3 separate regions of the Homo sapiens genome follow, and all the other regions are linked to region 3. The links are chromatin loops, found by intact Hi-C in ENCODE. Cell type or tissue: heart right ventricle. All regions are shown on one strand.

The links. Hi-C counts contacts between places; a loop is a spot of excess contacts. Peaks named below come from ENCODE experiments on the same cell type or tissue, not always from the same donor. Only the 100,000 strongest peaks of a DNase experiment are listed, where the experiment ranks them.
Region 1: a loop joins it to region 3, with 3.0 times the contacts of the local background. A loop is called at or near these places in 43 of 110 quality-filtered maps.
Region 2: it touches region 3 in a loop (4-fold over the local background); 52 of 110 quality-filtered maps call a loop at or near these places.

Annotation. Positions count from the first base shown.
Region 1 is chr17:44,827,439-44,835,438 of GRCh38, reverse strand. GJC1 (gap junction protein gamma 1) reads left to right here and starts at 5,152. Exons shown (of 3, transcript NM_005497.4): 1 at 5,152-5,377. RefSeq lists enhancers at 3,547-4,520, 4,521-5,494 and a silencer at 5,550-5,839. In heart right ventricle, no CTCF peak of the experiment used is centred here; DNase peaks (open chromatin) are centred at 4,748, 5,398, 5,869, 6,056 and 1 weaker place; H3K4me3 peaks cover 4,071 bases; H3K27ac peaks cover 4,350 bases; H3K27me3 peaks cover 1,038 bases.
Region 2 is chr17:45,123,894-45,131,893 of GRCh38, reverse strand. All of the region lies in intron 1 of PLCD3 (phospholipase C delta 3), which reads left to right. It also overlaps a transcript of ACBD4 not described here. Among named protein-coding and RNA genes, the nearest start is that of PLCD3, 4.6 kb to the left of the region's middle. In heart right ventricle, no CTCF peak of the experiment used is centred here; DNase peaks (open chromatin) are centred at 2,252 and 3,751; H3K4me3 peaks cover 2,330 bases; H3K27ac peaks cover 6,078 bases.
Region 3 is chr17:44,770,750-44,778,749 of GRCh38, reverse strand. It overlaps ADAM11 (ADAM metallopeptidase domain 11), which reads right to left. Exons shown (of 27, transcript NM_002390.6): 5 at 7,081-7,166; 6 at 6,919-6,994; 7 at 6,417-6,483; 8 at 6,284-6,351; 9 at 5,819-5,893; 10 at 5,665-5,736; 11 at 5,323-5,489; 12 at 4,371-4,455; 13 at 4,168-4,258; 14 at 4,001-4,052; 15 at 3,439-3,538; 16 at 3,285-3,356; 17 at 3,074-3,166; 18 at 2,543-2,623; 7 more. Among named protein-coding and RNA genes, the nearest start is that of ADAM11, 16 kb to the right of the region's middle. RefSeq lists enhancers at 1-107, 2,202-2,702 and a silencer at 2,540-2,859. In heart right ventricle, CTCF peaks have their summits at 3,580 and 3,791; DNase peaks (open chromatin) are centred at 2,919 and 3,789; H3K4me3 peaks cover 1,551 bases; H3K27ac peaks cover 785 bases; H3K27me3 peaks cover 2,189 bases.

The sequences.
Region 1 (8,000 bases), 57 kb before region 3:
TTACTCTGTCACCCAGGCTGGAGTACAGTGGCGGGAGCTTGGCTCACTGCAACCTCTGCCTCCTGGGTTCAAGCAGTTCTCACAGACGCATGCCACCACACCCAGCTAATTTTTGTATTTTTAGTAGAGACAGAGTTTCACCATATTGGTCAGGCTGGTCTCGAACTCCTGACCTCAGGTGATCCACCTGCCTCATCCTCCCAAAATGCTGGGATTACAGGTGTGAGGCACTGTGCCCAGCCCACTATCCTTCTAATTTTTTTTTTGAGACCAAGTCTTGCTCTGTCCCCAGGCTGGAGTGCAGTGGCGCAATCTCGGCTCACTGCAACCTCCAACTCAGCCTCCCAAGTAGCAGGGATTACAGGCTCACACCACCACGCCCAGCTAATTTTTTGTATTTTTAGTAGAAATGGGGTTTCACCATGTTAGCCAGGCTGGTCTCAAACTTCTGACCTCAGGTGATCCACCTGCCTCACCCTCCCAAAGTGCTGGGATCATAGGCGTGAGCCACTGTGCCCAGCCCACTGGCCTTACTTCTTCTTTTTTTGAGACGGAGCCTTGCTCTATACCCAGGCTGGAGTGCAGTGGCACAATCTCCACTCACTGTAACCTCCAACTCCCTGGTTCAAGCAATTCTCGTCTCAGCCTCCGGAGTAGCTGGGATTACAGGCATGCGCCACCACGCCCAGCTAATTTTTGTATTTTTAGTAGAGACGGGGTTTAGTGCTGGGATTACAGGCGTGAGCCACTGCACCTTACTACTTCTTTTTTTTTTTTTTTTGAGTTTTGCTCTTGTTGCCCCAAGCTGCAGTGCAATGGCATGATCTCAGCTCACTGCAACCTCTGCCTCCCAGGTTCAAGCAATTCTCCTGCCTCAGCCTCCTGAGTAGCTGGGATTACAGGCATGCGCCACCACACCCATCTAATTTTTTGTATTTTTAGTAGAAATGGGTTTTCACCATGTTAGCCAGGCTGGTCTTGAACTCCTGACCTTAGGTGATCTGCTCCCCTCGGCCTCCCAGAGTGCTGGGATTACAGGCGTGAGCCACCGCGCCTGGCCAACTGTCCCTACTTCTAACGGCATGGATTAGTTTTGCTTGTTTTTTTTTTTTGTTGTTGTTGTTTTGTTTTTTTTTAAACGCGGTCTTGCTCTGTAACCCAGGCTGGAGTGCAGTGGTGCAGTGGTTCAGTGGCACAATCACAGCTCACTGCAGCCTCAACTTCCCCAGCTCAAGTGATCTTCCCACCTCACCACCTCAGCCTCTGGAGTAGCTGAGACTCCAGGCACATGCAACCATGCCTGGCTAATTTTTGTATTTTTTGTAGAGGTAAGGTTTTGCCATGTTGCTAAGGCTGGTCTTGAACTACTGAGCTCAAGTGATCCGCCCACCTTGGCCTCCCTAAGCGCTGGGATAACAGGCATGAGCCACAGCACCTGGCCAGTTTTGTCTGTTTTTGAAGTTTTTGTAAATGAAAACTTTTGTGAGATCCATCTTATGTGTAAATGTAGATTGTTCATTTTCATTGCAGCATAATGTACGTAACACAATTTAGCCATTCTACGGTTGACAGGCATTTTGGGTAGTTTCTAGTTTTTTGACTTATTATAAATAGTGCTGCTATGAATACTCTAGTACAAGTATTTTGGTGAACATTTGTACACATTTTCGTGGAATTGCCATGGAATTCCAAAGGCATAGTGTATTCATAGGTTCAGCTTTAGTAGTGTAGTGGCGGAAAGGTGTGACACCTTTCCTCATCCATCATAAGGATCACAGCTGACACTCCTATAACAAAACCCAGATTAACAAGAGAAGGGCATAACCAAGTTATTTAACCAAAGTTTTATGTAACACAAGAGACTTCGGAAATTAAGACCTCAAAGGGCCGAGTGCGGTGGCTCACACCTGTAATCCCAGCACTTTGGGAGGCCTAGGCGGGTGGATCACGAGGTCAGGAGTTCAAGACCAGCCTCACCAACATAGTGAAAACCAGTCTCTACTAAAAATACAAAAAAAATTAGCCGGGCGTGGTGGTGTGCGCCTGTAGTCCCAGCTGCTTGGGAGGCTGAGGCATGAGAATCAGTTGAACCTGGGAGGCGGAGGTTGCAGTGAGCCGAGATCATGCCACTGCACTCCAGCCTGGGTGATGGAGAGAGACCCGGTCTCTCTCTCTCTCTCTCTCACACACACACACACACACACACACACACACCCTCAATACCCTAGAACAATTGTTTTTATGCTTAGGTTCAATGCAGAATGGACAAGCAGAATGTGATCAGACAAAAGGGGTATGATCTAATTTAACAGACTGAGCGGGGAACCCAACAAGGCTTGTCGGTTCAAATTCTTCTTGGCTTCCCAGTGTAACATTCCTTCCTCCAGGGTATTCCTTCCTGGTTCCTCTGGAATGAGGGTCTTCAAGGGGGAGGAGAGAAGGGGGAGAGTGACCTTTCTGGTTTTATGGCTTGCTTTGGGGGAGAGGGGTTCTAGTTTCTATGACCCGCCTTGGGGAAGAGGAATTTTTATTTCTATGACTCGCTTCAGGGGAGAAAGGGGCGGGAGACAGGAGGGCAGGAGAAGGTCAGAGAGAGACTTTGCTTCTGAGGCCTTCCAATCTCCTTTAGTTCAAAGCACTCAGCACGCCAAAGCTCCATACTTTGGGATATTGTTTTCTTTCTTTCTTTTTTAAAGAGATGGGGTCTCGCTCTGTCTTCCAGGCTGGAGTGTAGTGGCATAATCATAGCCCACTGCAGTTTCCTGAGTAGCTGGGACTACAGCCACCACGCCCTGGGAAATCATTTTCTGAGCCTCAACAGTAGATATTGCCAGTTTTGCAAAGTCCGCTGGGCACGGTGGCTCATGTCTGTAATCCCAGCTCTTTGGGAGGCCAAGGCGGGCAGATCACTTGAGGTCAGGATTTGAGACCAGCCTGGCCAACATGGTGAAACCCCCTTTCTACTAAAAATACAAAAATTAGCCAGGCATGATGGCGGGCACCTGTATTCCCAGCTACTCCGGAGGCTGAGGTAGTAGAATCTTTTGAACCTGGGAGGCGGACATCGCAGTGAGCCGAGATCACCCCACTGCACTCCAGCGTGGGCGACAGAGTGAGACTCTGTTGCAAAAACAACAACAAAGTGATTTAGGCCAGGCACGGTGGCTCATGCCTGTAATCCCAGCACTTTGGGAGGCCGAGGCAGGCGGATCACAAGGTCAGGAGATCGAGACCATCCTGGCCAACATGGTGAAACCCTGTCTCTACTAAAAATACAAAAATTAGTTGGGCGTGGTTGCGTGCGCCTGTAGTCCCAGCTACTCGGGAGGCTGAGGCAGGAGAATTGCTTGAACCGGGGAGGTGGAGCTTGCAGTGAGCCTAGATGGCGCCCACTGCACTCCAGCCTGGCGACAGAGTGAGACTCTCCCTCAAAACAAAACAAAACAAAAAAGTTATTTGTACTAGTTTACAGTTGCAGGCTGTGAGAATTTTAATATTTTATTCAACAGGTACAATGATGTTGTTTCCTGTGTTATTTTAGTTACATGCTATTTATTATTTCCAGGTATTTTCAGAGTTTTCACCCTGGTCATTTTATTTTTTTCACTTATTTTTTTGAGACAGGGTCTCACTCTGTCGCTCAGGCTGGAGTGCAGTGGCGCTATCTCAGCTTACTGCAGCCTTGACCTCCCGGGCTCAAGCGATCCTCCCACCTCATGCTTGGAGTAGCTAGGATCACAGGTGCGCGTCACCACACCCGGCTAATTTTTGTATTTTTTGTAGAGATGGGGGTTTTGCCATATTGTCCAGGCTGGTCTGGAACCCCAGGGCTCAAGCAATCCGCCTGCCTAGGCCTCCCAAAGTGCTGGAATTACAGGCGTGAGCCACCGCGCCCATCCCACACTTGTCATTTTAAATACATCTGTAGAGAGGCAATGTGATAAGGCGTGGGGACAGACTACAGCAATCACAGGGAGAAGTACTTAAATGCTCCGAGGCCAAGCAGGTCATGAAATGATTTAAGCAGCTGAGTGGGGACATTGCCTACCCGGACAAGGTGACTCAAGAGGAGCTGCCATGTGAAAAGAGAAGCTCAAAGTAAGCAGCTTTTGACTTTTTAGGGAGGCCAGAAATCTGGATTTTAATATTTTGGTAACTAATTCATATTTTTGGAAAACATACTGGCCACACAAAACTGGTCAGTGCATTAGATGCCTAGCCTTCAAGATTTCCACTCTGGGGCTACCCCTTAGGGCTTGGCTTTGGGTGGGGGAGTTTGACTTGCAGCAAGTAACCTCACTTGTTAGCGCTTAATTTCCCCTCTGGTCAAAAGGGCAAAATAATAAAAGCCTGTCCATCGGCATTCTGATGCTCAGATGAGATCATTCCAGAGGTCGCCCATCTCTTTACTGAGCCTTCCTTTATTACCCAAAGTCTTACTCTACTTAAAGCATTTGGAGAATTTTCGGTTTCCTACTGGGCATTTTAAAACTGGGGATTCCTATGCATGAAAATTTTTCCCAAGTCCTCTGAATGGGATCCTGCTGGGATGCAAAGAGTTAAGAGGAAATAGCCTATTAGGGTCTTGCTAATCCGAGAAGTTCAGGACCTGAAAAGTATCTAGAGCACTGCTAAGAGCCCCGACTCTAGCTAGATCCACGCAGGGCCCGCCAGATCCTCGAGGAATTGTAGAGCAGAACCTGGGAGGAGACATTAGCATCCCGTGCTACAATGGACCAAGGCCTCGGCGGAGCGCGCAGAAGACAACTCTGGGCCCGCTAAACCAACCCAGGATACCCAGGTAAGGCGAGAACCCACGGCGCCGTTAGCGGCCCGCTCAAACTGAGGCGCGGCTGGCGGGGGACTCTCGCCCGAAAATCAGCTTGGAAGAATGAACTGTCCGGAGCGAAGTCTGCGCCCACCCGGGGTCCAGACTCCACGCGGGTGACTCCCACGCGCGCCGCGCCTCCGCCGCGTCCCGGACTATCCGAGAGAGCGGCGAGGACTCGACCGCGGAAAGTTGGCGCTCGCGTCGCTTCCCGCGCGTTCTGGGGCGCCCCCCTCCCACTCGAGCGCCACGTGCCGCGCGCCCCCCGCTCCCGGGCCGCGGCGGGACGCCCCCGCCCCCACCGCAGCGCGCAGTGCGCAGGCGCCTTCCCGCGGGTCGCGGCGGCGGGAGCGGGAGGCGGCGGCGGCGGCGGCAGCGGCGGGAGCGGCTTCTGCCTCGGCTGGAGACTGAGGCGAAGGCGGCAGCGGCGGAGGAGGTGGAGGAGAGGCGAGGGTGAAGGCGATGGCGACGCGGGGCACATGAGGCCGCGACCGGCGGGACGGGCCGAGGCCCGGCGGAGGAGGCGGCTCCGGGGGAACCCGCCGCCGGGTGAGGGGCGGCCGCAGGGCCGGCTGAGGAGAAGCGGGCCAGGGGCGGGGTCCCAGGGGGAGGCGGGAGAACTCTTGGGGAGCCCGGGGAGGGGCCGAGGAGAACCTCCGGAGGTCCGGGGAGGAGCGCGGCCAGAGCGGGAGAAGGAGGGGGGCGCCGCCGAGGGGTTCCCGCCGAGTCCGGAGGGGCGTCGCCGGCCCGCGTCCTGCCACTGTCCCCGGCGCACCCTCCCTCTTTGTCCCCAGGCGCGCGGCTCCCAAATCGGGAGGGAAACGGCTCGGGGGTGTCCTGGGCCGCGGAGGTGTCGGGCGACGGTCGGGGAGCCCGGACAGAAGCGGCGCGCACTCGGCGGCGCCCCGGCGGTGCCGACAACTACCCGGGCGGTTAGGGGCGCAGGGCGGAGCCGGGCCGCCCCTCGCCGCCCGGGCTCTTCGCGGGCTGCTCTTTGTCTCCCCGACCTCGATCCCTGCGTCTCCGGCGGCGTGCGGGCTCGTCTGAGGCTTCCCGCATCTCCCCGCTGGAACTCCTGCCTCCCGGGGGTTAGAGGAGGGTTCGTTCGAGGGCTGGAAGCGGGAAAGCGGGGCGGAAGGACTGGGCTCATCGCCTCCTGATTAACTCGTTGTCTTTACTTAAAATGACTTTTCCCCCACTTTGTCAAACTTGAGAACTGTTTTGTGTGTGTGTGTGTTTCCTTAAGTCTCTAGCTTCAAAATTAAGAGTAGGCGCTACCGCTGTGATTGTGGGCAGTTGTGTGGTTGGCGGCTGCGTTTGGAGCTCTGAGTTGAAAAGATGTACGTGAATGTATGGTTTAGATTTTGTTCTTTTTTTTGCGATTGTCTGATTGGGAGTACTTTTCCTTTGCGAAATGGGCGAATTTGGTTTTCTTTTTGTTCATTGAGAACTGGCAGTGATACCGATTTCATTATGCTCATGCTTAATTTTGTTAGCATCAAGACGATGTGAAATCGAGTAAGTTAAGTTTGAATAAGTTCAGGCTGAGGGTCATCTTGTATGCCTGATAAGTCTAAATTTGTTATATGTTTGTGTCGTGTATACGTTCAAGTGAATATATGTGAAAGCGCTATAAAAAATCAAACTACATAAATGAAAGGGATTTTAATTTCCTGATAAGCAGGAAACAGCATATCTCCAGTACTTTAATATCTGTAGAAAAATGCGTTAATAATGTCATTTAGGAATAAAATATTTCTCTCCCTAGAGAGGGTTTAGGTATTATTCAGAGTAAAAGAGCAAAAAAATTTCAACCTCAGAGGGTATGGAAAAAAACAGAAAAATACCCTTACTTCCAGAGCTCCTGATTAAAATATTGTGAGTTGTGGGTTAAGTTTACTGATTTAAAAAAAACTTAGCATAGAGTTGTATCACTGCAGTTGCTTTGAATGTCTTAAGTACTGTGTAATGTCAGAATTAAACACGAACTAACTTTTCTGGGTAGAAGGTAAAAAGCTCCAATAAACAGATCTTAGTTTTCCCCAGATTTTTGTGCCCAGAGTGCTGTAGGCAAAGGGCATATTGAAGAGATACATAGAAGTTGTATGGAAGGTCTGTTAATATTTGTCCTGATTTGTAATGGCTTAATATTATTTACTACTTAAACTGTTGTGCATTTTTCCAAAGCATTTCAAACAACCTCTTCAAAAGCCAGCACTTTTAACTTTTGAGGTTGTGTGACTTAAGAATTGTTTTCTACCAGAAACAGTTCTCTTAAAAAGTTCTACCACAGTTCTCTTAAAAAGGAGCAAAGGACCTGGTAATTTTCTCTGTAATCAATTCATGCAGGTAAAATTGAGTTTTAGCCTTTAATCCAGAGGACTTAATTAACATATCTCCAGCATAACAATCTTACTTATAAATGCTGTTATCCTTTGTCAATTAAATTTTATTCTTATATTTGTATAAGTCAGCCAAAGGGAAGGAATGCAGGGTTGTGTTTCTGATTAGTCCACTTCCCCCCAGGTCCAGGCTTGCCTATCAATTGAGTAATGAGGATCTTAGAATACAGGATATATAATTTAAATCCAGAGCATCGTTCTCTTAACAAATGCTTAGTGTTTGTTCCATGCCTAATTCAATGCAAAGTGATGAGTTCCAAAAAATATTGCTTTATTTGTTGTATGTTCACATTTCAAAATTGGTGAGGTGTGTTCTTTTTTCTTTTTCCTTTTCCTTTTTTTTTTGAGATGGAGTCTTGCTCTGTCGCCCAGGCTAGAGTGCAGTGGCTGGGACTACAGGTACCCGCCACCACGCCTGGCTAATTTTTTTTTGTAGTTTTAGCAGAGATGGGGTTTCACCATGTTAGCCATGATGGTCCCGATCTCCTGACCTTGTGATCCTCCCGCCTCGGCCTCCCAGAGTGCTGGGATTACAGGCGTGAGCCACCGTGCCCGGCCATCCTTTTTTTTTTCAAAGACATTGCTATGATGCCCAGGCTGTCATAGTACACTGCAGCCTCAAATTCCTGGGCTCAAGCCATCCTCCTGCCTCAGCCTCCTGAGTATACCCAGCTAATTTCTTTTTTCTCCTCCTTTCCTGTCCTGTCCTGTCCTTCCTTCCTATAGTTAAGTTTGACTAGGGGGTATGATTACTTATTTCTGAACTTATG
Region 2 (8,000 bases), 350 kb before region 3:
AGGGTGTCTCGGGGTCTTGGCAGCCCTTAGGAAGGATGCGAGTTTGCGGTCGGCCTCCGCAGAAGAGGCTGGCCTCCACAGCAGCCCTCCAAGCCGCGGCCCCACAGAGGCGGCCACAGCCACACTGCTCTGGCAGGACTGGTCTAACAGCCTACGTCCGACAGCCAAGGCTCTCACCTCAGATTTGGGGAAGTCAGTCGTGGAGAAGGAATGTAACTGTGGCTCATTGGAACATCACAGAGGCAGCTGGCACTGGGTGGGTTACACAGGTGGTGTCTTGCAATCTTCCTCGACTTCCTAGGTGGGAGGTGAATCCTCATTTCACAAGTGAGGAAACTGACTCAGAGACGGCAAGGAATTTGCCTATGACCACACAGCCAACAAAGGGCAAAGTGTGACTGGCACCCCGGTGGTGCCCCACCACATGGGCCCTGGTACCCTCTCAGAGTCTGGGAAAAGTGGGACCCGCAGGGCAGTGGAGGGCTTGAATGAGAGGGTGTGTGCGAGAATGTTGTCTGACGTGGAAAGGACCGCGCCACTGAAGTGCTGCGTTGGACCTGCCATTGGTAGAATAGTCAGTGATGGAGAGGCTAGGTGTGGAACTCCGGAACAGAAGGACAAGGCTGCCAGGGACCCCGTGTAGAACTTGGGGCAGAATTCAGGGGTCCTGATTGCCAGTTTTGCCTTCTTGTTACCTCGACTCATTCCACCTGAGCGCTGACTATGTCTGGGCGCTGTGCCTGGCACTCTGGTTACTGAGACATAGGACACCATCTCTACCCTGCCATCCATTCAACTGTGCATGCATTGGACAAGCACTTATGCGGTGCCCATGGTATGGTACTATGGTACAAGCACTTGTGGAGTGCCTATGGTATGCTCCACCCTGGGGCTCTTGCATTAGAGAGCTGAGGTTCCAGCAGGGAGATCAGACAGTGAAACAAAGGAACAGGACCTTGGGGGTGGGGGAACAGGGGGCAGCACATGAGGGGCTGGGGAGCCAGCAGGCCCTGGCTGGCCCCAGCTGAGGAAGACGGGAGTGGCAAAGGGGAGAGGCTGGGGGTGGGAGGAGCTCCTCCAGGCCCTCCCTGGAGAGTCATGGACTTTATCTGGAGGGCATCAGGAGCCCCAGAAAGGGCTTGGGCAGGAGTGAGTGTGGAGAGTGGGGGGCAGGTTGGATGAAGGCAGGGGCGAAACAGGGAGACCCAAGGAGGGAGGCTGAGGAGTTAGTTGGGCAAGGGGTGGGGACCAGACTTGGGGGACACCCAGGATGGACCCCAGAACTCCCAGGAGATAGACTGGGCTGGACTCTGTGATCGACAGGTGTCATTCTCTGGGCTAAGAAATGGTGTGGTTTGGGGATGGCTGAGGGCAGCCCTGGGAGTCAGCCCTGGCAGGGTCACGGGTGCCGCGGAAGGGCTGAGGGGAGGCCCCATGCCCATTGGCCTCTTCATCCCACACGTTTGCTGAGCGCCATTAGTGGGCCAGGGTGCTGTGCCAGGGGCTGGGGCTACAGAGATGAGTAGCACAGAGCTTTGCCCTCAGGGAGTGCACAGTTTAGTGGGCAGAGTCACATGCAGACAAATAATTACAGCTGAGCCCGGGCCTCGGTACTCATCAGCTGAGTAAGGCTGCACGGGAGCTCTGGGCACCTCATCAAGGTGACACTCTCGGGAACTACATAGATATCAGAATGTCATCTAGGTCACCCTCATTCCTCACCACTGCCCTGTCCTGCTGAGTGACTGCAGAGAGAGGAATGTTGAGTCCGAGTCTGTTGGGAATGTCCCTTCCCCAGGCCATAGGGAGTCCAGGGACAGGGTGGAGAAGGAAACCCAGTCTTGGGGCCCAGCCCCTTGGGCCATCAGAGGCCAAGGCCTAGGCCTGTCACCCAGGTAGCCTCCCCCGCCTCGCTCTGCCCCTGCCATCACCACACCCCTTAGCCTAACAGAGAATAGATTTTATATCAAATCAGGTCAAGGGACTAGGGCAGGGAGTGGCTTAGAGGGGCCTGAGGAAGGAAAATCCTTTAGGGCCACACTAGGGAGACCCAGATGAGCGGGGAAGGAGGAAGAAAACACCCCCACAGTGAGTGGGAGTCCTTTGTCCCCCCTCCAGTCCCCCGCTCCTGGGCTGGGCTGCGGACTTGCAGGGAATCATTGAAGAGAGAGGAGCGCTAGAGCCCAGTGAGCACCCGCCATGCGTGAGGCACTGTGCTGAGCTTGCATCAGACCTGATCCTGCTTAATCCTCAGGCATCCCTGTGCGGGAGGTGCTGTCCTCATGTCACATTACAGACGGGAAGCTCAAGGCGGAGGGGTGAAATCACCGCCCAAGGCCACATGCCTGCCTGCTGCCAGAGCCTAGTTTTCCATGATGGCTCCCAGTGAATACTTTTTGTTGTTGCTGTTGTTGTTAGTTGTTTATGAGACAGGGTCTCATTCTGTCACCCAGGCTGGAGTGCAGTGGCATGATCATGGCTCACTGCAACCTCAAATTCCTGACCTCAAGTGATCCTCCCACCTCAGTCTCCCAAGTAGCTGGGACTCAGGAGACTGGGAGACTGGGTACCACCACATCCAGCTAATTTTGTTTCTGTTTTTTGTAGAGTTGGGGTCTCACTGTGTTGTCCAGGCTGGTCTTGAACTCCTGGGCTAAAAGAATCCTCCTGCCTTGGATTCCCAAAGTGCTGGGATTACAGGTGTAAGCCACCATTCTTGGCTAGCCTGATGAATACTAATGAACAATTTTGTCACTGTCCCAGGCGCTTTTCGCATATTATCTCATGTAATGCTCACACTAATATGAGGTAGGTGGTACCAGTAGCCTTCTCTTACAGATGAGGAAACTAAGACTCAGAGAGATTTGGTAACTTGCCTAGGGTTCAAAGCTGGGAAGTAGCTGAGAGAAAATTTGAACCCAGGCAGTGTGGCCCAGAGTCCGTGCTTGTCACACAGTGACTGATAGAGAAGCTGATACCTGCAGGGGGCCTCCTGGCCGCTCCTCTCCCATGGGGGCCCTGCCAGCCCCCAGGAGCGTCCTCACAGGGCTGCCAAATAAAATACAGAACACCCGGTTAAGTTTGGAATTCCGCTAAATGCGGAATATGGAATGTATTTATACTAAAAAATTATTCTTTATCTGAATTTCACATTTAACGGGTGTCCTGGATTTTCTCTGGCCACCCTGTGTCCCCACAGCCCCGTGTGTGCCTGTGCCCTGATGCTCCGCCCCTGCCCCTCATCCTCCCCATGGGCAGAGGCCTGAGTGGGCAGAATCCTGCCCCCTTGCCTCCCCAGCCTACACACACTACCAAGTGCCCCTGAGCGAGAGGGCTCGGCCCATGGCCTGCCTGGGATGTCTTCCGCAGGGTGAGTGGGACTGCTGTGGGTGACTTGGCAGGTGAGGGTCTTCAGAACAACCCCCAGCCCTGGCAGGTGCCTGGCCTGGGTGGTGGGTAAGCTGGGTGGCCCTCCAGTCTAAGCAGGGGCATGCCAGGTGGGACTAGGGGGCTGGCTCTGCCAGGCCCTGTGGTCCCCCTCACATCTTTCCCTGTCCCCTACCCTGACTTCCGCACCCAACCAGGTTTCATGCCTGTTCTGGCCCCAGAGAAAAGGGTGCTGCCACCCCCACTTGCTGTGTCCCACCCGGGGCCAAGGGAAGCACCGCCTGCCTTTCCTGACTTTGTTGATTCTCCAAGGAATGTTATGGACTCTGGCACCGAGCCCCCGCCAGGCTCCAGCCCTGGGTGTGGCAGCCAGCTGGGTCACGGGGGACATGCTTGGTGCCTGAGGTGTGGAGGCTGCCTGCTGGCTAAAGGATTAGGGTGGGAGGGTCTTTGGGACCCCTCGCCATTGTGTGTCCTCTCCTAGAGCCTCACAGCCCCGGCCACCTGGAAACGCTCTTTCTCTACTCCCTGCTCGGCCTTGGCCACAGCTGCTGGCTGTAGCAGTTCCCTGCATGACTCGCATTCCTGTGGAGCCCTGTGTGCACCTCCCGAGTGCGAGCCGCCTATTTCCCCCTGGCTGGCCCACCTTCCACCCTCTCCACCCATGAACCCTGTACGCACACACACACTCACACGCACACACTCACACACATTCACTCACACTCATACACACACACTGTCTCACGCACACACACACTCCCCACCTATGCATACACCCCACACACACCCTGCCCTGCCTGCATGCCACCCCTCCGGGACACGCCTGGACAGAACTCCCACCCTCCCTGCCAGCTGCCCTGGCGCCTGTCTCCACTGCACAGCCTCTATATCCATCCCTGCCTGGGGGCGACCTGCACTATCTTCAGCACACAGGGCTTGTCCTCTCTGAGCTCAGTGGTGCACCTGTGAAAAGGGTGGGATTTGGGGCCCCTTCCAGCTCTGACATGAGGTAGTTTCTGGTCCCTGGTCTTGGCTACCCTTACAGAACTGCTCAGGCCCCAGACCATCCACGCCCCAAACCGCCCGGGCTGCAGGTGGAAGTTGAGAAACTGGGCCTGCCCTTTCCTCAGCACGCCTGACCCCTCTCTGAGGCTGAGATAAGCGGGCAGCTTGGGAAGGTGTCTGAGCCCCAGCTGACAACACTGAATTGGGCGGGAGGTGCCGCTGTCCTGGTCTGGGGAAGGTACCCCCTGGAGGCCATGGGACTAAGGGGACAGATGGATCAGAACACGTGGGTGCCTCTTTCCACCCGGGGCACTAACTCACTTCCCCAGAGCCCTGCCTCAGTTTCCTTCTTTGTGATCATTTACTGAGCACCCACTATGGGCCAGGCCTAAACCAGGCTCCATGTGCTTGTGCCTGTTGTGGCCACACACAGCCCTTTGGGGTCAGACTCCCCCAACTTCCACCACATTTCAGCCCCACCGGGTGCCGACCTGGCTGTCTGCTTCTTTAACAGCATTTTTGAGATATTCATTCACATACCTTATAATTTATCCATTGAAAGTACACAGTGCGGAGCACTTTGGGAGGCAGAGGCTGTTGAATCACTTGAGGCCAGGAGTTTGAGACCAGCCTGGGCATCATAGTGTGACCCCAACTCTACAAAAAAATTTAAAAATTATTCAGGCCTGGTAGTGCAAGTCTGTAGTCCCAGCTCCTCGGGAGGCTGAGGTAGGTGGATTGTTTGAGCCCAAGAGTTTGAGGCTGCTGCAGTGAGCCATTATTGTGCCACTGCACCCCAGCCTGGCTACAGAGCAAGACCCTGTCTCAGAAAAAAAAAAAAAGTATACAATGGTTTCCAGCATATTATATCATTAAACTTTAAAAATTATGGTAAAATAGGCCGGGTGCTGTGGCTCACGCCTGTAATCCTAGCACTTTGGGAGGCCGAGGCGAGTGGATCACTTGAAGTCAGGAGTTCGAGACCAGCCTGGCCAACATGGTGAAACCCCATCTCTACTAAAAATACAACAATTAGCCGGAAATCACTTGAACCCGGGAGGTGGGGGTTGCAGTGAGCTGAGATCGTGCCACTGCACTCCAGCCTGGGCAACAGAACGAGATGCTGTCTCAAAAAAAAAAAAAAAAAAAAAAAATAGGCTGGGCGCAGTGGCTCATGCCTGTAATCCCAGCACTTTGGGAGGCTGAGGTGGGCGGATCATGAGGTCAGGATATCAAGACCATCCTGGCTAACACGGTGAAACCCCGTCTCTACTAAAAAATACAAAAAAAATTAGCCAGGTGTGGTGGCGGGCACCTGCAGTCCTAGCTACTCAGGAGGCTGAGGCAGGAGAATGGCGTGAACCCAGGAGGCGGAGCTTGCAGTGAGCCAAGTTCGTGCTACTGCACTCCAGCCTGGGCAACAGAGCGAGACTCCATCTCAAAAAAAAAAAAAAAATATGGTAAAATATATATAATGAAATTGGCCATTGCAACCATTTTTAAGTGGTTAATTCACTGGCATTAATTACATTCACGCTGTTGTGCAACTATTACTGTTGCCTATTTCCAAAACTTTTTCATCATCCAAACAGAAACTAACCATCAAGCAATAACTCTCCATTACCTCCCCATTCCAGCCCCTGGTACCCTCCCAGCTACTTTCTGTCTCTATGAACTTGCCGCTCTGGGTACCTCACATGGGTGGAATCACATAGTATTTGTCGTTTGGGGTCTGGCTTCTTTCACTTAGCATGATGTTTTCAAGGTTCATCCATGTTGTAGCGTGCATCAGATTTCACTCCTTTACATGGCTGAATACTATTCCATTGTATCGATAAACCATATTTTGCTTATGCACTCATCTGTCTCATATGTTTTTTGTTTGTTTTGTTTTGTTTTGTTTTTTGAGACGGAGTCTCGCCATGTCTCCCAGGCTGGAGTATAGTGGCACAATCTCAGCTCGCTGCAACCTCTGCCTTCCGGGTTCAAGCATTCTCCTGCCTTAGCCTCCCTAGTAGCTGAGATTACAGGCGTGGGCCACCATGCTCGGCTGTTTTCTATTTTTAGTAGAGACGGGGTTTCACCATGTTGGTCAGGCTGGTCTCGAACTCCTGACCTCAAATGATCTGCCTGCCTCGGCCTCCCAAAGTGCTGGGATTACAGGTGTGAGCCACCATGCCCAGCTAATGTTTTATGTTTTTAGTAGAGACAGGGTTTCACCATGTTGGTTAGGCTGGTCTCGAACTCCTTGCCTCAAATGATCCACATGCCTCAGCCTCCCAAAGTGCTGGGATTGCAGGTGTGAGCCACCATGCCCGGCTGATGTTTTATATTTTAAACAGAAACAGGGTTTCACCATGTTGGTCAGGCTGGTCTTGAACTCCTGACCTCAAATGATCTGCCTGCTTCGGCCTTCCAAAGTACTGGGATTACAGGTGTGAGCCACCATGCCCAGCTAATGTTTTTTATTTTTTGTAGAGACAGGGTTTCACCATATTGGTCAGGCTGGTCTTGAACTCCTGACCTCAAATGACCCGCCTGCCTTGGCCTCCCAAAGTGCTGGGATTACAGGCTCATCTGTTGATGAGCACTCGGGTTGTTTCCACCTTTTGGCTTTCGTTTGCCCTCATTTTCACTGCTATTATTTTGTGATTGTCTCCACCCACTCAGTCACTGGCCCGGCAGCTACAGGATCAAGGCAGAGATGGTTCAAGTAGATACAAACCCCACAGGAACAGTAGGAGGTGGGCGGCTTGTGCACCTGCTCAGAGCAGGTAGGAACAAGGTCAAGGCGACATCTGTGGGCTTGGGCCTGGCAGGACCTATAAATGTCTACTGGGTGGCTGGATGGAGAGCCACGGTCCTCGCAGCATCGCTGCCCTGGCCCTGAGCCCTCCCTCTGACCTTGCCTCCTTACCTCTGTTGGCCCTGCCCTTCCTGCTGGACACCCCAGTCCTCTCACTGCCCCAGGGTTCAGAAGCACGAGCAGTGGGGACACAGAAGCACCCAACCAGGGACTCAGCACCTGGCCCCGCCTGGGACTGCACCCTCCTTCTGTTTGGCTTTTCCACTGGGTGTGTGTTTGGGGGGCAGTGCCAGTTTGCGGGGCAGCCTGGAATGTCACCCCTTCCCCCAACAGGTTCCTGGGGAGCTGAGGGTAAGGGGCCAGAAGTAGGGGCCCCCTCCATTGGGAGCCTGCCCAAGTGGGGGCCCAGTCAGGCGTTCAGGCTGCCTGTGTTGATGGCCTGTTTGCAGAAGGCTCTGGACAGAGCAGGCCCCGGTGACTCACCCCCATTTCCGGCCTTAGTCACTCATCTCCCCCACACCCATGGGCTTGGCATCAGAGGGCTGGCCTAGGTAGGGGAGGCAGCCCCAGCTGCAGAGCCTGGTTGTCATGGCAATGAGCAGTCCCCCTTCCCATGGCCAAGGGGGTGTAGGAGGATGTGCCTAAGTGTAGTGGCGCTGCAGGCTCCCCTCTGCCCTCACCGTGTCATTGCTCAGGATGGGACCATTTAGAGGCTACCTGGACCTGGTTGGGGGGGGGGTCTGGTGAGCCCCTCGGCCTGGCACGTGCCGTGTACACCCAGCTCTTTGTCTGGAAAGAGGAG
Region 3 (8,000 bases):
TTCTTTTCTCTTTTCTTTTCTTTCTCTCTTTCTTTCTTTTTTTTTTTTTTTTTTTTTTTTTGACGCAGTCTTGCTCTGTCACCCAGGCTGGAGTGCAATGGTGCGATCTCAGCTCACTGCAACCTCCACCTCCCCGGTTCAAGCAATTCTCTGCCTCAGCCTCGCAAGTAGCTGGGATTACAGGTGCGCACCACCATGGCTGGCTAATTTTTGTATTTTTAATAGAGACGGGGTTTCACCATGTTGGCCAGACTGGTCTTGAATTCCTGACCTCAGGTGATCCGCCTGCCTTGGCCTCCCAAAGTGCTGGGATTACAGGCGTGAGCCACCTCATCTAGCCTAAAATCTCCTAGTTTCTAAATGTTAAGCCCTGCAGGCTACTTGGACCTATGACGTGTGAGCTCTGGTTCAGTTGGGCTTTCAGGGAGGGCCCCCTCAGCTCCACCAGTAGGGATTCTGATCCCCCCTCAAGGATGCCAGGGGGCACAGGGTGTGTGTGTCTCTTACTTAAATCCCCAGCCCGTGCCGCCCAGGACGATGGCTGCAACCAGGACAGCCCCAGCAATGGAGCCAATGATGATGTTGGTGCCGCTGGGACCTGGGGAGGATGGCAGGGCTTAGCTGGCAAGGACAGGCATAGAGAGCAGGACAGACAGACCCCCCTCGGCCAGCTCCAGCCTCACCTTTATATCTCTCCGTCTCCCCCGTGGGTGGGGACGTGGGCAGGGGGTTATGGATACTGCAGTCTTTGCCTGTCCAGTCTGGCTGACAGATGCACTTCCCTTCATTGCTGCAGACCTAGAGGCAGGGCAGGGCCAGGAGAGGTGAGCAGGGGCCTGTCCCCTCTTGTAAGCTTCTCCCGCCATCCCAGGCTCCAGGCAGTCACCCCGTGGTGGGAGCAAATCCGGCGCTCCCCACTGCCGGGGCAGGTGCTGAAGTTGAAGGCAGAAGCTGGCAGGCAGCGATGGTCCAGGCACAACATGTTAGGCCCGCAGGCTGTGCCATCCTCCACATAGCTCAGGTCAGAGCCGTCCGCCAGCTGCACGTGGCCTCCCCTGGGGAAGTGACACAGCCAGCCTCAGCCCCCTGTCTCCTAACCCCCAGCACAGCTGCAACCTCCCCTCCCTAGTCTTGGTCCTGGCCAGCACCTGCAGTCCAGCTCCTTGCCCTGGTGGTAGAAGGTGACACTACTGATGTCTCCCACCAGGTCCCCTAGCCGAGGAGCTCCAGAGATGTTGACACAGAGGAGGAAGCCACACAGCACGTCCCTGTTGGGGCATATAGAGACAGTGAGCCCCAAGTTTGACCTCAGACTCAACTACTGAACTCTAATCTGCCCTCACCCTGCACCCTGCCACCTCATTTGCCACGTGCCCGCCCATTGGGACTGACAGGCTCCTCCTGGGAGAACCTGCTGCCCCATCTCTGAAAAGTCTCACACCTGCCCTGGAGCTGAGAGGCCCTCTGGGAGCCTCAGTACTCACTGCTTACTGCACTGGACCCAGCCAGATCCCTTGCGCCCACAGCTCCCACGCTCCGTCCCCTCCACATTCAGCTTCTCGTAGCAGAAGCGATCAGCAGCCGCTGTGGGGAGAGGATGCCAAGTGACCCCACGCGCCCCAGGACCCACCCCAAGACCTCAGGCCTGCATCTCCCACACTCTGCCTGGGTCCCTGAGATCCTGGGGAGCTACACACTTGGGGGCCTGTTCAGCTGGAACCCACTCTCCCCAGCTTCTCAGCTCTGGGTCCTCCGGAGTCCCCACTCCCAGCCCTAGCCAGACTCACCATGGCCCCAAAGAACCTGGCACTGCCGGTCCCGGGTTTTGCAGCGACCTCCGTAGCAGCGGCCCTGAGAGTCCAAGAATTAAGAGGCAAGGGATGGAGATGCTGAGTGGTCAGAGTGGAGACAAGAGACTGCCCTGAATCCCAGGCTCAGGGGGCAGCCATCATACCTGCTCATGGTCACAGTAGTAACCGTCCAGCTTGTGCAGGTTAGGCGGGCACTGTGGAGAGAGGGGTGGGGTTGAGCGGAGCAGTCCCAGGACTGGAGCTGAGGGCTGCCCCAGGGAGGAATGCTGGGGTACCAAGTGCCCCCCATTGGGGGCTCATGCCACAGGGCTCTTCCACGCCTAGGACAAGCGATCTGTCTGGTTCTGGACCCAGACCACACGGATTTGCAAGCCCCAGAGCCGCTCCAGCCTCCCTCCCTCGTAGGGCTGGGAGATAAATGCCTGGCATGTAATTAGGTTGTAATAGATGTTAACTAATATTATCGTCTACTCTGATCCCTAACCTACACCAGGCACCGGGCCAGGCGCTGGGAATACCAGCCAGACGATACATTCTGGTTTAATGATTGAAGGAACAAGGCCAGGAGCATGAAGAACCCCTTTCTCAGATAAGAAAACAGTCTGATCAGTGGAGGTCGATGCCAGCTGTGGAGAGGAGGGGAGTGCTGAGCACTCGTCCGGGAAAACCAAATCGACAAGGGTAGGGGTTGCCTCGCCCAGGGCTCCACAAGACGGCGGGGCCGGGCGGACCTGGCTAGAGTCCCCGGTGCAGGTCTCCGCGATGTCGCACTCGTTCACGGCCTCTCGGCAGGACACACCCCGTGGTTCGTACTAGGGAAGAGACGCGCTCCTCGAGTCAGGCAGGATGGATGCCTCGGCCCTGCCCTCCCCAGGCCCCTCGCTCTCTGGACCCCCACATCCCCGGGCCCTCCAGCTCCCCAGGGCCCCGTTTCAGGCCTGTTCTTATTTCCCTGCTCCCACCACCTCTTGAACGCTCCCCACCTCGCTCCCAGCGCACTCAGCACCGCCCCCAAGCCCGCCCACCTTCCCGCCCCTCCTTGATTCTGGGCAGCCTTCCCTTCCCGCTCCTCGTAGCCCCGCCTTCAACATCCTTCAGCCCCGCCCCTTGCTCCCCATTGGCGCTGTCTTCGCATCAAGCCCTGCCCCAGAGGCCTTCGTCCCCGAAGGCTCCGCTTCCCTCCCTAGCTCCCACCCCTTATATGAAGGCCTCCAATCGCTCCTCCTGCGTCCTGGCCCCGCCTCCCGGCCGGTCCTGCTTACCTTGCAGCGGCGACAGCAGAGCCCGTCGCTGCACATGGCGTCGTGAGTCAGGGTGCATTTCTTGCAGCAGTTGCCACCTGCGCGGCTGCACTCCTGAGGGACGCGGGAGGAGGGGAAGGAGGCGGGCGAGCCCTAATCCTCCCACTCAGACGCTCCCTCGTGCCCACCCCCGCATCCCGGTTCCCCACCTGGCGCCCGCACCACCGCTCACCTGCACCGAGCCGCAGTCGCACTCCTCCCCTGCCTCCACGAAGCCGTTCCCGCACTCTGGGGGGTCCAGGAGCTGGACCGGGAGGACAGGTCGGGAGTCTGGCCCGGACCCCGCCCAGGGCCCGCTCCCATGCTCCCCGCCGCGGGGCTGGTACCTTGAGGGGCTTGTTGAAGAGGCAGCTGCCACCACCCTCCTGCAGAAACTGGTTGTACTCGTCGATGCTACAGCGCGAGAACTTGCGGGGCAGGTAGAACCTGGATAGGGCGAGGGGAGGTGCTGCTGGCTGCTCCCCTCCAACCCACCCTCACCCCTCTCAAGGCTGGGGAGGGGGTACACTGGGGGACTTCGTCACCATCGCGAGGAGGCGGAGGATCTGCCCCGGGATTGCACCAGAATCCTCCCGCCTGTCCCTGTCGCTCCCATCCCCTCCGCTGAACCTGGGGACTCGCAGCCGCGCTGGAGGGAAGGTGTCTCCATGCGAGGCTTGGGCGGCGCCCAGTGGCCACGATGCGCACTGCAGCCTGGCCGGTTTTGGTGTCCCAGCAGGGAAATCTGGGTCTCCCGGGGCAGTGTTTGCGGAAAACTGGGCTTCTTGGGATCCTGAGTGGTTCTGTGAGCTGGGCCTCTTGAGCCCCCTGGTCCAGACTGCCAAACAATGCTCGCTCTAAGACTCCCCTCGCCCAAGACCTTCCCCCGGTTTGTCCCCAAGAACTCACCCAGTGTCCTCCATGATGCAGCCCAGCCAGATGTCTGGACACTTGCAGTCCCCTGAGGGGTGAGCCAGGCGGATATGAGGGAGGCCAAGGACCACCCCTCCCACTGTCACCCTCCCGTTCCAGAGCTGCTGGGCGTGGGCCACACGGGGGCCTCTGGGGGAGGATACCTGCCGAGCTCCGGTGTTTGTTCCACATCATGCCCAGGTTCTGTCCCAGCGTCTGGGCAAGGGTCACGGCCATCGCCCCCATGTTGCCGTACTGGGGGTGGGGAAGATGGGGCACAGATGTCTACATCTTCCAACAGGCACGTCGTGCCCCTGAAGCCCCTTTCCCTCAGCCGCCACCCCAGCCATGTCCCCCCACTGCTCACCTCGTTCACACCCCCGCCGTGGGACAGGGAGCATATGCCCCCCACGTAGGCTGCCCCGCTGCTCGTGCTCTGGAAGGTCCTGCCCCTGGAAGGGAGTGCGCTGTCAGGATGGCCTCCTGCCCTCCCCTGTGGCTCCCCGGGTGGTGGTGGGGCCTTGGGGAGCCCCTCACACTAGAGTCCTTCCTCAGGAGGTGAGCCTGGCCCTTTACATCAGCCTTGGTGACCCCAGGCAAGACCCTTCCCCCCCTCCTTGGGTTCTTTTTTTTCTTTCTTTTTCTTTTTTCTTTTGAGACAGAGTTTCACTCTTGTGGTCCAGGTTGGAGTGCAGTGGCACCATCTCAGCTCACTGCAATCTCCACCTCCTGGGTTCAAACGATTCTCCTGCCTCAGCCTCCCGAGTAGCTGGGACTACAGGTGCACACCACCACGCCTGGCTAATTTTTGTATTTTGAGATGGGGTTTCACCATGTTGGCCAGGCTGGTCTTAAACTCGTAACCTGAAATGATCTACCCGCCTTGGCCTCCCAAAGTGCTGAGATTACAGGCATGAGCCACCACGCCTGGCCCCTCCTTGGGTTCTTTTGCCCATAAGGCAAAGGAGAGGCTCCCAGTAGACCATCTCTAGTTGCAAGGCCCTTTTATTAGATTTTTTTCCCTACTAGGGCACTGGGTCCCTGAGGAAGGGATGCTGGGACAGTTTGAAAGGGGAAAGACAGAACTAAGGGGAGGTGAGAGGCAGAAGAGGACCACCAGGGCTAAGACAAGGGCATCAACCTCAGATTCAGGGGATGATGCCCAGCTGTTGCATGTGGCTGGGGGTAGGTGGCAGGTGCAAGGTGAGCCCAGTCCCCAGACTCTGAGAGGAGCAGCCAGCACAGGGCAGGTGTTAAGTAATCCCAAGCACTGTAGCAACTAGCAGAGGCTGGCAGGAGGTGCAGGGTGGGGGACTCACGAGAAGAGGTGGGTGGCATCACTGGGCTCAGGCAGACCCTCCCGTCGGTAGACCATGAGCCGGGCCAGGGTCTCCAGGAGGTCATCCTGCACCTGGATCTTGTCCCCATCTGCCCATGTTTCCATGGCAACCAGGACGATGCGAGTGTTGAGCTGCTCCTTGTATATCTGGGGAGAAGATGAGGGGGCTGGAGGGTGGGAGTGGGTGTTGGGGCCAGGGCTGGAGGAGGGCCTGTCTGTTCTCTCCAGGAAGTGGGAGCCAGGGGCTGACAGTGCCCCCTAATGTGTGTGGTGGGGTGGGGGGCATGAGGAGGAGGGAAGGGAGGGAGGGAGAGCTGCTTACCACATCGGCCAGGTTCACCACGGACTTGGCAAAGTTGCTGGTGAGGACCACCGACTGTCGCATCTGCTCGAACTGGGAGAGAGAAGAATGGGAGGAGGGCCAGGCTCCTCAGGGGCCTCCCAGTGTCACGCCCTGTCCCTGCCCTGGCACTCACCAGCTGGTGGTCGTTGATCACAATTAGCTCCACATACTTGGTTTCACTGTGCACTGTAGGGTGGCCCCGGCGGACCTGGGGGGTGGGTGGGCACTTGGAATCAGTCCCTTCCATGTCTGACTGATCTCATGGCCAAGCCAGGAACAGACTCGGTGGGGATGGGGGGGTCTGGACTCCAGCCAGGGACAGTGCCAGCTCCCCACTGGCAGAGGGTCCTGTCCTTCCTCAGCTTTGGAATGAGGGCAGGCAGCCTCGGTTTGCCCAGGATGGGGCCTCTGTAGATGCCAGCATTAGGGAAGGGGTGGGGGCTTCTCCCAGACACGGTCCCTGGCCCCCAGCCACATCCATCTGAGCCTTCCTTCGCCCCAGCCATAGATGAGGGTGCCCTCCTGCTCTGGGCCACGGCCTGAGGTCTCTCTGCAGCCCGAGGTCTCTGCAGCCCGAGGTCTGTGCGGGCCCCCGTACCTGCCTTTTCCTTCTCAGCCTCGGCCGGTTTGGAGGAGCCGACTGGGCAGGCACAGCAAACAGGCAGCCTGTGGGGAGGGGCAGGTGAGGGGGGCACAGCCGGCCCCTCCCCACCCCCCCTTCCCTCCCTTACCTGGTTCCCTGCATCCGAGGGGATCTGGGAGGAGAGGGGTCCGGTAAATGAGGTGGGGAAGGGGTCCCTGCAATGAGGGGAAATTAGTTCTTGGGGTGCCAACTGGGCCTGCTCCAGGCCCACTTGGCGGGGGCCAGATCCAGCCCTCGCCTCCACCCCACCCTGGGGTGACCCAGAACTGGCCACAGCTCCCATGTCGGATCTGATCTCCCAGATGCTCAGATTCCGGGGTCAAGACCTGGGGGCACCCTGAGAGACAGGGGCAAAGGACATTGGAGCCCAATGGGAGGTCACTTATGGGACAGATGGGACATTGGAGCTGGGGGCACAGGGGGAGCTGGGGCACAGGAGGGAGGGAACCAGAGCTGGGGTCACTGAAGAGGGCAGTGAGGCTGGGGTTACTGAGGGAGGAGCCGGAGGAGGAAGAGGTGGCAGCAACAGCTGTTGGGACAAGCTTGGCAGGGCCACCAGAGAGGATGGCAAGGGGTTGTGTGGGGCTTACCTGAGGGGCTCCCCAAGGTCCAGCCACCTCTTGGGGCTCCACGATGTAAGTCAAGTTCCCATCAGAGAAGACCCCACTGTGGAGAGAGAGGCGCAGCTCCCCTCCGTCCCCAGGCCTGGGCCAGAGGCTTCTCCCAGCTGCCCGGCCCCTCCCCATACTCACTGCAGCCCCTGGCAGGTGGAGAGGGCGGCGAAGGAGTGCGGGTTCCCCCGGAGCTTCCCCTGGTAGTAGCAGTGGTCTCCAGCCCCCTGAAGGAGCAGAACAGTGAGCAGAACGCTGGCATGAGGCCGGGGGCAGCCAATGGGCCTCAAGGCTTTTTGGGGGACACTGAAGCTGCCCTGTGTGCAGGTGGCCACAATCCCTGGGTATGCCTGGGGCTCTGGAGCCTGTTTCTAGATGGCTGGTGCTCCTAATTTGCCGTGCCACCCTGGGCAAGTTCCTAGCCCTCTGGGGTTAGGAACCTCTGGGCCTCCTTCACGTCATCTATAAAATGAGGAAGCTGGACTGTAGCAATGGTTTTTTTTTTTTTTTTTTGAGACAGGGTCTTGCTGTCGCTCAAGCTGGAGTGCAGTGGTGTGATCTTGGCTCACTGCACCCTCTGCCTCCTGGGTTCAAGCCATTCTCATGCCTTAGCCTCAGCCTCCCGAGTAGCTGGGATTACAGGCATGTGCCACCACACATAGCTAATTTTTGTATTTATTTATTTATTTATTTTTTGAGACGGAGTTTCGCTCTTGTTGCCCAGGCTGGAGAGCAATGGCATGATCTCAGCTCACTGCAACCTCCGCCTCCCGGGTTCAAACAATTCTTCTGCCTCAGCCTCCCAAGTAGCTGGGATTACAGGCATGCACCACCATGCCTGGTTAATTTTGTATTTTTAGTAGAGATGGTGTTTCACCATGTTGGCCAGGCTGATCTCAAACTCCTGACCTCACGTGATCCGCCCACCTCAGCCTCCCAGTGATGGGATTATAGGAGCCCAGCGTACAGCAAGGGTTCTTAGCCATTTGCTGGGGCTGGGGAAGGGATCAGACTCCTTTGAGAATAACAGGCAACATTTATTTAGCACCTACCATGTACCC